Regions from separate parts of the Mus musculus genome. Here region 1 is linked to region 2. A link is a contact called in ENCODE Hi-C or POLR2A ChIA-PET data. All regions are on one chromosome and are shown on one strand. Each heading gives the region's core, a stretch centred on a gene start or an enhancer-like site at or near the end of the contact. The rest is flanking DNA. Distances are from core to core; before and after follow the strand shown. Region 1 holds the start of Cacnb3 (calcium channel, voltage-dependent, beta 3 subunit). Region 2 holds the start of 9330020H09Rik (RIKEN cDNA 9330020H09 gene).

Region 1 (4,245 bases), core at 431-2,930, 67 kb before region 2:
ATGAGAAGGTAGCTCCTCGGGCCCTGCAGCCCCGCAGAGAGGTCTCTCCTCCAGCTTATTCTGACTCCCAGGGCTATGCCAACTGTCCCTTCAACTGTCAGAAAGAGGTGCCCACCAGAGCCTTCAGAACCACCTCTCTGCTCTCCCTTGCAACGTAATTAGCCCCAGAGCCCCATGGAAAATTGGGTCCTGAAGGAGCCTGGTCCCAGAATCAACTGACTGACACATGCCTGCTCTGAGGCTCACCACTCCTCTTTCCTGGGCCGGAGATAAAAGGCTCGATTTAATCCTGTCAGGGGACCCTTTCAAGCCCTGTTAGTGGTCCTTTCCCATATCGAGTGGGATGTCTAAGGGGAGACTGGTGACTCCATGAGGCTCTGACACTGACCCCCCCCCCCAACTCTTGTCCCATCTTTCCAGGCAGTCTTTCTGCTCTCTGAGCTCCGGGAATCACTGTCTAATGAGCTGATTTGTCTCAGTGGGTCAGGAGATAAAAGCAAAGAGAAGAATTAAATATTTATTGGTTGCCTGGTTCTCGGAGCAAAGAGCTTCCTTCCCATCCCCATGCCCCTGAGCTCCCCTGGCCTCACCTCCAGGCCCTCCTCTGCAGGGGGCTAGACTGAACACAGTCTGATGGCCCACCCCTGTGGTTGGTGGCCTTTCCAAGAAGCTGAGCTAGAGGCAGTGGTGAGTGAGAGCAGTCAAGGCCATGCGCAGGGGGGGTGGGCAGAGAGGAAAAAGAGACCAAGTTCTAGAATTCCTGTCTGCAGAGGCTGGTACGCGAGTCGCTAATGTTCTTCCAGCTCCCTAATTTGTCATTTACTTGAGGCACAAGTCCGGAGTGTCTCCCCCGGAGCTCAGCTTTCCCTGTTGTGTTCAGACCCCATGAACCCAGGATACGGAACTCCAAATGTTCCATGTTCGCTCTAAAAACCTCGGTGTCGGGGCCTTCTGTCCTCCCCTCCTCAGCCTCCTATGTCCTGAGCTTTGGGGCCACCTGCTCGAGCCTTCCCCCTACAGCGTCCCTGTGCACACACCGGAGTACCTGGGATACCTGGCTATGAGAGACCATCTTCCCACTTTCCTAGAGAGCCCCCCGCCGGCTTACGCGCGCTGCCCCGCTCGCTGCCAAGGCGTTTTTCAAAGTGCAGAACTGGGGGAAGGGTTGAAGAGAGAGAGGTGTCATCCCAACTCCCCCACCCCCACCCCCCACCCTCCCCCGCGGGCACTCACCGCCTCCGAGTCCTCAAACCCGGGCACGTAGGAGTCGTCATACATGGGGGAGTCCGGGGTGGGTGGGGGGAGCGAGCGGCGCCGGGGGCGAGGACGGCGGGCCGCGCCCGAGATGCCACCGAGCCGCGCAGCCCTGCGGGCGGCGGCGGCGGAGAGCGCGAGCGCGAAGGAAGGAGCGAGCCGCGAAGACCAGCTGCTCGCAGCTCAGATCACCGCTCCCCTCCCCACCCCCCAGCCCAGCCGGTCCCACCCCGAGCGCGCCAGCGCGGCTGAGGAATCTGCCGCCGGCTCCCACAACAATAGTGCCCGCCCACCTGACCCCCTCCCGGGAAGACGCGGGCGGCGGGGGCGCGGCAGCCAGGGGGGACCCGCCGGGGCCGCGGAACCGGGCGCACGCGAGTCGGGAAGGTGGGTCCCCGGCACCTCCGGGGCCGGGGCGGCGGGGAAGAAGGGCGGAGAGGCTGCAGGCGGGGCGGATCCCGGCGGGGAGGAGGCGGGGCGAGGAGAGATGCAGAGACAGGGACTCTCGCAACCCAGGAACTGCTCCGCCGGGAAACAAAGGGCTGGCGCGGGGGAGGGGAAGGGGAGAGACGCCGCAACCAGACGCGAGCCCGGTGGAGAATCGAGAGGGTGCGGGCGGCGGGGAGGATGGCTGGAGAGAGAGGAGGACTGGAGGCAGGGAGAACGCGGAGACAGGAAAATGGAGATCTAAAGGAGGACGGACAGCAGATGGGGAAGAGGTCTCAGGTGATCCGGCAATGTCAGCTCTCTGCAAGTCCTGGAGACACCCAAAGCAAACCCCGCAGTGGTACTAGGGAGAAATGGTTTTGAGCTCCCAGACCCGTGCCATGAAAGCAGCTCCTGCCCCAACAGGTGCCCGGCCCTCTCCGTTCCGGGCTGCGGTAAAGGGCCGACCCTTAAGAAGGGGGAAGTTCGGGGACGGTGGCTAGGCCTCCCCACACCTGTTGCACGGGCAGATTTTATCCAAGTTAAGCCGGGATGGAGATTCTCTTCTTCACTTCCCTGCCAAGGATTGTGCCAGACATTGCCAAAGCATCCGCGGGAACTGGGGCAGAAAGGGGCTGTTTTAGGTGAGCTTAAAGGGTGGAGCAAAGGTGCGATCCTGACGCTGAGGTTGGGAAGGAAGAAGGGTAAAGCCTACCGCTTTGCAAAAGACCAGAATTACGTACGGTGTGCAGGATGCTGGTTCTAATCATCCAGCACCAGTCAGCGCCCTCCACCCCCACCCCGCCATTCGAGGAAAGAGTCGCAATCTCTGAAGAGATCTTCTAAAAGCTGTCATCATTTGAGCTCGCTCCCTTTTTACATCCCTCCCCCCCCCCCCCCGACCAAAATTTTCCTTTTGCATTTTAACCTCCTGCTTGGGCATCCCAAGAGGATGTGAGGCAGACACCAGCCGTGCTTGGTGTCTCGCTTTCTCAACTCAGCCCTTTGCCACTTCTAGCTCCTGAAACCCCGGAGGGTGTAAGTTCAGGACACTTGCCCACCCTTCCGGTTACAATTGGGAAGGGTTCAAGAGATCTATAGAAGGTTCTGTGCGGTAGAAAGGAGAGGAAGACCACCCACCCAAGCCAACTGGCTTCCCACCTATATCTTATCTTCCTGTTCCCTCGGTAAGAAAAAGATGGGGGGGGGGGCTCATCTAATGACACCCTAGTCTGTCTCCTGACTGAAGGACCGGCAGGCAACTTTATTGGAGCCCTTGTGTCTGAGGGCACCAGCTGCAACTGGGGGAGGCAGCTTCCACTGCTCCAACCCAGTGTGTTTGAGGGTTAGTTCGATATCTTCTGTGTCCCCAAGTACTGCCTTGTCCTGTACCATCCTTTTCCTTTGTCTCCTTAGTCCCCTCTCTCCTCCCAGAGGGTGGAGAAGTGTCAAAGAGTAAGACCCTTCTGGCTCTCTTCTCCTGGAAGAGGGTCCCGTCTGGAATCTCCTCCCCTGGCCTCTCTAATTTTGGGACTGTCCACCCACCCATGGGGATCCCTGGACTGTTAGGCAGCAGATTTGCTATCAGCCTCACGGGGACCTTGTTGTCCTCATCCCCAGCTGGGACAATGGTGTCTAAGTCGGCCTCTGAGAAATTCGTTGCCATGCCAACCACCTCCTCCTGGAGATGGGTTCCAGTTCCTCATACCTACAGGCATCCCCTGGGTCCTGCAGGCACTTGATCTCCCCTCTCTCCTCCTATACCTCTGAGCTGCCACAGAATGTCCACTTCCTTTCTCACTAGAGCCACACCTGCCTATGCCAGTTCTCCTGCTAATCCAGCTGTGGAAGCAAGATCAAAGAGGAAAGCCTTAAAAGACCAGGTGTGGAAGCGGAGAACCTCTAGAAAACTAACTGGGCAGCAAGTGGGGAAACTGAGGCAGGAACTGGGAGTTCTACTCCAGGTGGAGGCCCCTCACATTCCAGCTATTAGGTTGCCCCCTCCCCGGGAACTCAGAGAGGGTCACTGAGGGAGCCTGGCACGGCCCTCCTTTCAATAGCGCCCCTTCCTCAGCTCCCCAGTCAGACCTCTCTGCATGTTTTGCAGGAGGCGCCAGTTCCAGCCTTCCCTTCCTCTATTATCCAGAGCTCTCAACTCCTGTTTTCGCTCCCGCCCCATGCTGCAGTTTCCCCCAAATGCGGGAGCTTTTCTCCCACCCTTCTTGGGAGGGGGCCCCGGAGGTTACCTCGTTCAGCAGGAAGGTTGCACTGGAGTCAGAAAAAGACATAGACCGGGTTAGCGGCCTCTCTCCCTCCCCCGGGCCAGGGGCTCCGAGGCGGGAGCGGGACCCAGCCGCGTCTCTCTGCACACCGCTCCAGCCTGCACGCCTGGCCTCGCCCCACGCCCGCCCAGCTCCAGCCGCCTGCTCCCTCTCCTCGCTCCTGGTTCCACCCCTTTCCCTCCTCCTCCCTCCTCCCTTCCTTTCTAGCCTCCTCCTTCTGTTTCTCCCGCACTTCCCTCGTCTTTCAGTCTAGTGTGTCTCCACTTCAGTCTTGCCTTGCTAC
Region 2 (3,953 bases), core at 600-3,099:
AGACCCCAAATCTTCAAGATTGATTGCCAATCCCCTTGCTAGTGGGTGGATACAGTGGGCTCTTGGTAAACAAAAGATCTAGAGTTTGGGATTGTGTGAACATCAATACCGAGTTCAAGGCAGCGACCGAGGCCCGGGGACAGAGACACCCTGGTGCAGCCAGGAGGCTGAGGCGGACATCGGCCCCAGCTTGCTTTTTACAACCTCACAAAGTGGACCTGGGAGTGAGGCCAGAGCACAAATTATCTCTTGATCTCCTTCTTCTGATAATCCTCCCCAATGCAGGACACAAATTATCTCCTGATCTCCTTCGCTTGATAACCTTTCCCTACGGGGTGGGTTTCCTAGAACTACTGACCTGACGCGCAGGGGAGCTTGCATAACCTTGGGCCCTCCCTGACTGGATGTTTGGAATCTGAGCCTGCAAGCTTATCGCCTTCACTGACAAAGAGAAAAGAATGCAAAAGAAAAAAGGCCTCCAGACCTAAACGATAAACGATCGGTGGTGTCCTTGAGCGTGGCGGGGTGGTGGTGCAAGCCTTTAATCCCAGCACTCGGGCAAAACCCGACGCCCCTCTGAGCTCCAGGGATGACAAAAATAAGAAAGGAAAGAGAGAAAAAGACCCCTTTACCCGGGGCTGGAGAGATGGCTCAGCGGGTAGGGGCACTGACTACTCTTCCAGAGGTCCTGAGTTCAATTCTCAGCAACCACATGGTGTCTCACAACCATCTGTAATGGGATCCGATGCCCAATTCTGTTGTCTAAAGACCACTACAGAGTACTCATATACATAAATGAAGATAAATAAATCTTTAAAAAAAGGCCCCTTTACCCCCCCCCCCCAAACACTCAAACGAAGCTCAGTGGCGTTGATTTTATTCCTTCCAGATGATTGGCCGCAGTGAAACGGGAGGAAAGGCTGCTACAAAATAGGAGAGCGGTTTCCAAACGCGCCGGAGTTCTCCATGCCGGAGCTAAGAACCCAGGAACCTTTTAGTGGCTTTCGCGTTTCTGCACGGGGCAGGGCCACTCACTGTCTCGTCCTTTCTCGGTTTTCTGAGAGTCTCGCCTATTTCCCCTGCCACTTTTTCCGTAAGCCCGGTGTTACAAAGGGGCCTCCATCACGCACGTCCTCGGAAACTACCCAGCCAAGCGCAGCGAGCGTTAACTAGAGGCCCGCCGGTGAGGCCCCCTTACCGCAGTTCTCGCGCGGAAAGACGAGACCTTTAAAGAACGACGTCAGATAGTCCCGCCCACCTGGCGGTCACACGACCGGATCCTGCGTCCCGGCCGCCGGTCCGTTCTTAGCCGCGGACTGGCTGTGGATTCGTCTACGGGGTGTCGGAGGGGTCATTCCGGAAGTCGGCGCTGGAATCTTCGGCTTTCTGGGCGGAAGTGTGTCACAACCTCGGTGGTCGCCCCTTGGAGGAAGTTCGTCACGTCGCAGTAGTCTCGGCACGGCGGATGTGTGTCGCCGCTCCGGTGACGCTGGGAAGTGCTCGCAGCCCCCGCCGCTGCCTCTTGGTTGAAGCACTATGGAGGGAGAGAGGAAGAACAACAACAAGCGGTGGTATTTTACTCGCGAGCAGCTGGAGAACAGCCCGTCGCGTCGCTTTGGCGTGGACTCCGATAAAGAACTCTCTTACCGCCAGCAGGCGGCCAATCTCCTCCAGGACATGGGACAACGTCTGAACGTGTATCCTTTCGGCCTAGGCCATCGGCCTCGGAGTGCGTCCGGCCATGCTTCGACGTCCGGGCCGGCGACGCTGGTGGGGACAGAAGCGGGTGGGGTGGTGGCAGGAGCTGGGCGTCTAAGTTGGGAGAACCCACAATGGCGCTCGCTGGCCGAGCCACTGTTCGCGCGAGGGAAGTGAGGCGGAGTCAATTTCCCGCTCGCTCACCGGTGCCACCGGCCGGGCTGCCGACTCGTACCTCTCCTGTCTTTGTGTTTTCGCTGCTCCTTCCCAGCCCCCGTCCTCTGGATTCTGCCCTGTTTTAGTGGCTTTTGAGAGTCTTCTTTCTGCTGTGACCTAAGGCTCCGTTTAGGACGTTTCGCTATCGACTCTGCCTCCCCAAAGTGTATAAAAAGGGTTTCGGGAAATTCTGTACGCAAAGGACTTATGAAGGTGGTCTGGAATTGCTGCCCCAGTTTTGGTTCCAAGCCCGTTTCTCTCACTAGCTGGCTAACCTGTCAGATTCTCGTTTAAAACAAAATGTCCCAATGTCTGCCACCACGCTTGATATTCAAACGTTCTAGTAGCTGTTTCATGGAATTTAAGAGGAAAAAAAGATGTCAACTTAGGTTTGGGGGGAGGGGATATACAAGTTGGTATGCTTAAAGTAGTTTTCAGAATATTAAGTCCTTGCTTCTTTGGGCACTAGTGATAGTTTATTCATTAGGTTTCAAAATTTAGAGGTAATGTAGTTTAGTGATTTCCCCCCTCCCAGTTTTTCTTATGAAAATACAGTCTTGTGGCAAAACTAATAGTTTTAAAGTTCTTTCCGTTGTCCATATATATATATATTTTTTTTCTTTTTCTTTTTTTTATTTTACTTCCACTTATGTAGCATTTATTTAAGAGTGATGCTGAGGGCTAGGCCTGGTGTCCTGTGCCTTTGATCTGAGCTTTGGAGAAGTAGAAGCAGGCCAGAATTTCCATGTAAGACCCTGTCTCCAAGAAAGAAAAAAAAGTGCAGAGTTTAGGTCTCTAGTGTTTTTAAGTCTGAAGGTTGTATGTTGTATAGGTGTTCTCTTTATTGCCAGTTGTCTCCTATTGAAATCCAGTTTCCCAAGCATTTGGTCAGTGCACGATCAAACCTCTCTGAGTTTCTGTCTGTGTTTACGGCACCTTTTAAATGTGTGTTTAAGCTTGCCGCCATCATATTGTCACTTCTATGCAGACTGTTGCTGAGGTCTGTGGGAATAAGTACTCTTACGTTTTGGGGAGGTTGGAATGGTACCCGTACAAAGGAAGGCAGGGGTTTATTTTCAGTGGATGACTATCAAATGGTTTCAAAGGTTTTATACTTCAGAGGTCATGTAATATTTCCTGAAGGAATCAGAACTAAGCAGGGTGTGGTGGTGCGTACCTTGAATCCCATTGCTCAGGATGGGGAGGTGAGCAGATCTCTACTTCTGATGCCAGCCTGGTCTACACAGCACGTTTTAGGACAGTCAAGGATTCATAGAAAAACCCTGCCTTGAACACTGCCCACCCACCTCCTCACCTCCCCCACGCCCCCCCCCAAAAGAAAGTAGAACTGGAAAACTTAATTATTGAAGTTTAAGAAGGTGAGAGAGAGAAAAGTTCCAAGAGCCTAGTAAGGGAAGGCCTGGTAAATATCCTTAAAAAGTTATTTTTTGTGGGGCTAGAGAGATGGCTCAGCAGTTACAAGCACTTACTGTTTAGGCAGGGCCTATATGGCAGCCCACAGTCGTCTATAGCTGCAGTTGTAGGGTAATCTCATGCCCTCTTCTGACCTCTGTGGGCACCAGACATGCCCTTGGTGCACATACATAGAATCAGGCAAATGCTGATACACTTTAAAATTTTAAAGTTATTCTTGGCCTGACAGAATGGCCCAGCGGGTAAAGGCACTTCTCGTCAAGCCTGGTAGCCTGAATTCCATCCCTGGGACTCGGGTGGGAAGATAACCGACTCCTGCAAGTTGCCCTCTGACCACCATACTCATGCTATGGCCAAAAGTAAATGTGATGAAGTTGTCCTGAGCTAAAGGATCGTCTTTGCAGAAGGCAAGTGACAGGACAGGAAGCCTGAGGTCGTATGCAGCTTTGTTTGTACTGATTTACAACTTGCTACTTGTTTTGTTTATTCAGTCAGTAAGTTCATATTAAGTACCCGTTAGGTAGAGCACATGTTGTCAATTGGCAGTTAATTTCATTAGAGAAGGAAACGAATCTGCTGTTGGGTTGGAAGAGTTAAGTTTTACT

The links. Hi-C counts contacts between places; a loop is a spot of excess contacts on that map. ChIA-PET counts read pairs that join two places held with the same protein, here RNA polymerase II (POLR2A).
Region 1: a map of CH12.LX shows a loop between it and region 2 (2.5-fold over the local background). The contact joins the promoter of Cacnb3 here to the promoter of 9330020H09Rik in region 2. A Hi-C loop is called at or near these places in 1 of 37 maps with a recorded cell type or tissue (CH12.LX). POLR2A ChIA-PET finds 5 or more read pairs at or near these places in 2 of 5 experiments (Patski and embryonic stem cell).

The regions. Positions count from the first base shown.
Region 1 is chr15:98,632,202-98,636,446 of GRCm38, reverse strand. Cacnb3 (calcium channel, voltage-dependent, beta 3 subunit) reads right to left here and starts at 1,680. Exons shown (of 13, transcript NM_007581.3): 1 at 1,234-1,680. The coding sequence starts at 1,278.
Region 2 is chr15:98,565,220-98,569,172 of GRCm38, reverse strand. 9330020H09Rik (RIKEN cDNA 9330020H09 gene) reads right to left here and starts at 1,849. Exons shown (of 2, transcript NR_028442.1): 1 at 1,648-1,849; 2 at 1-1,534. It overlaps Ccnt1 (cyclin T1), which reads left to right and starts at 1,437. Exons shown (of 9, transcript NM_009833.2): 1 at 1,437-1,697. The coding sequence starts at 1,537.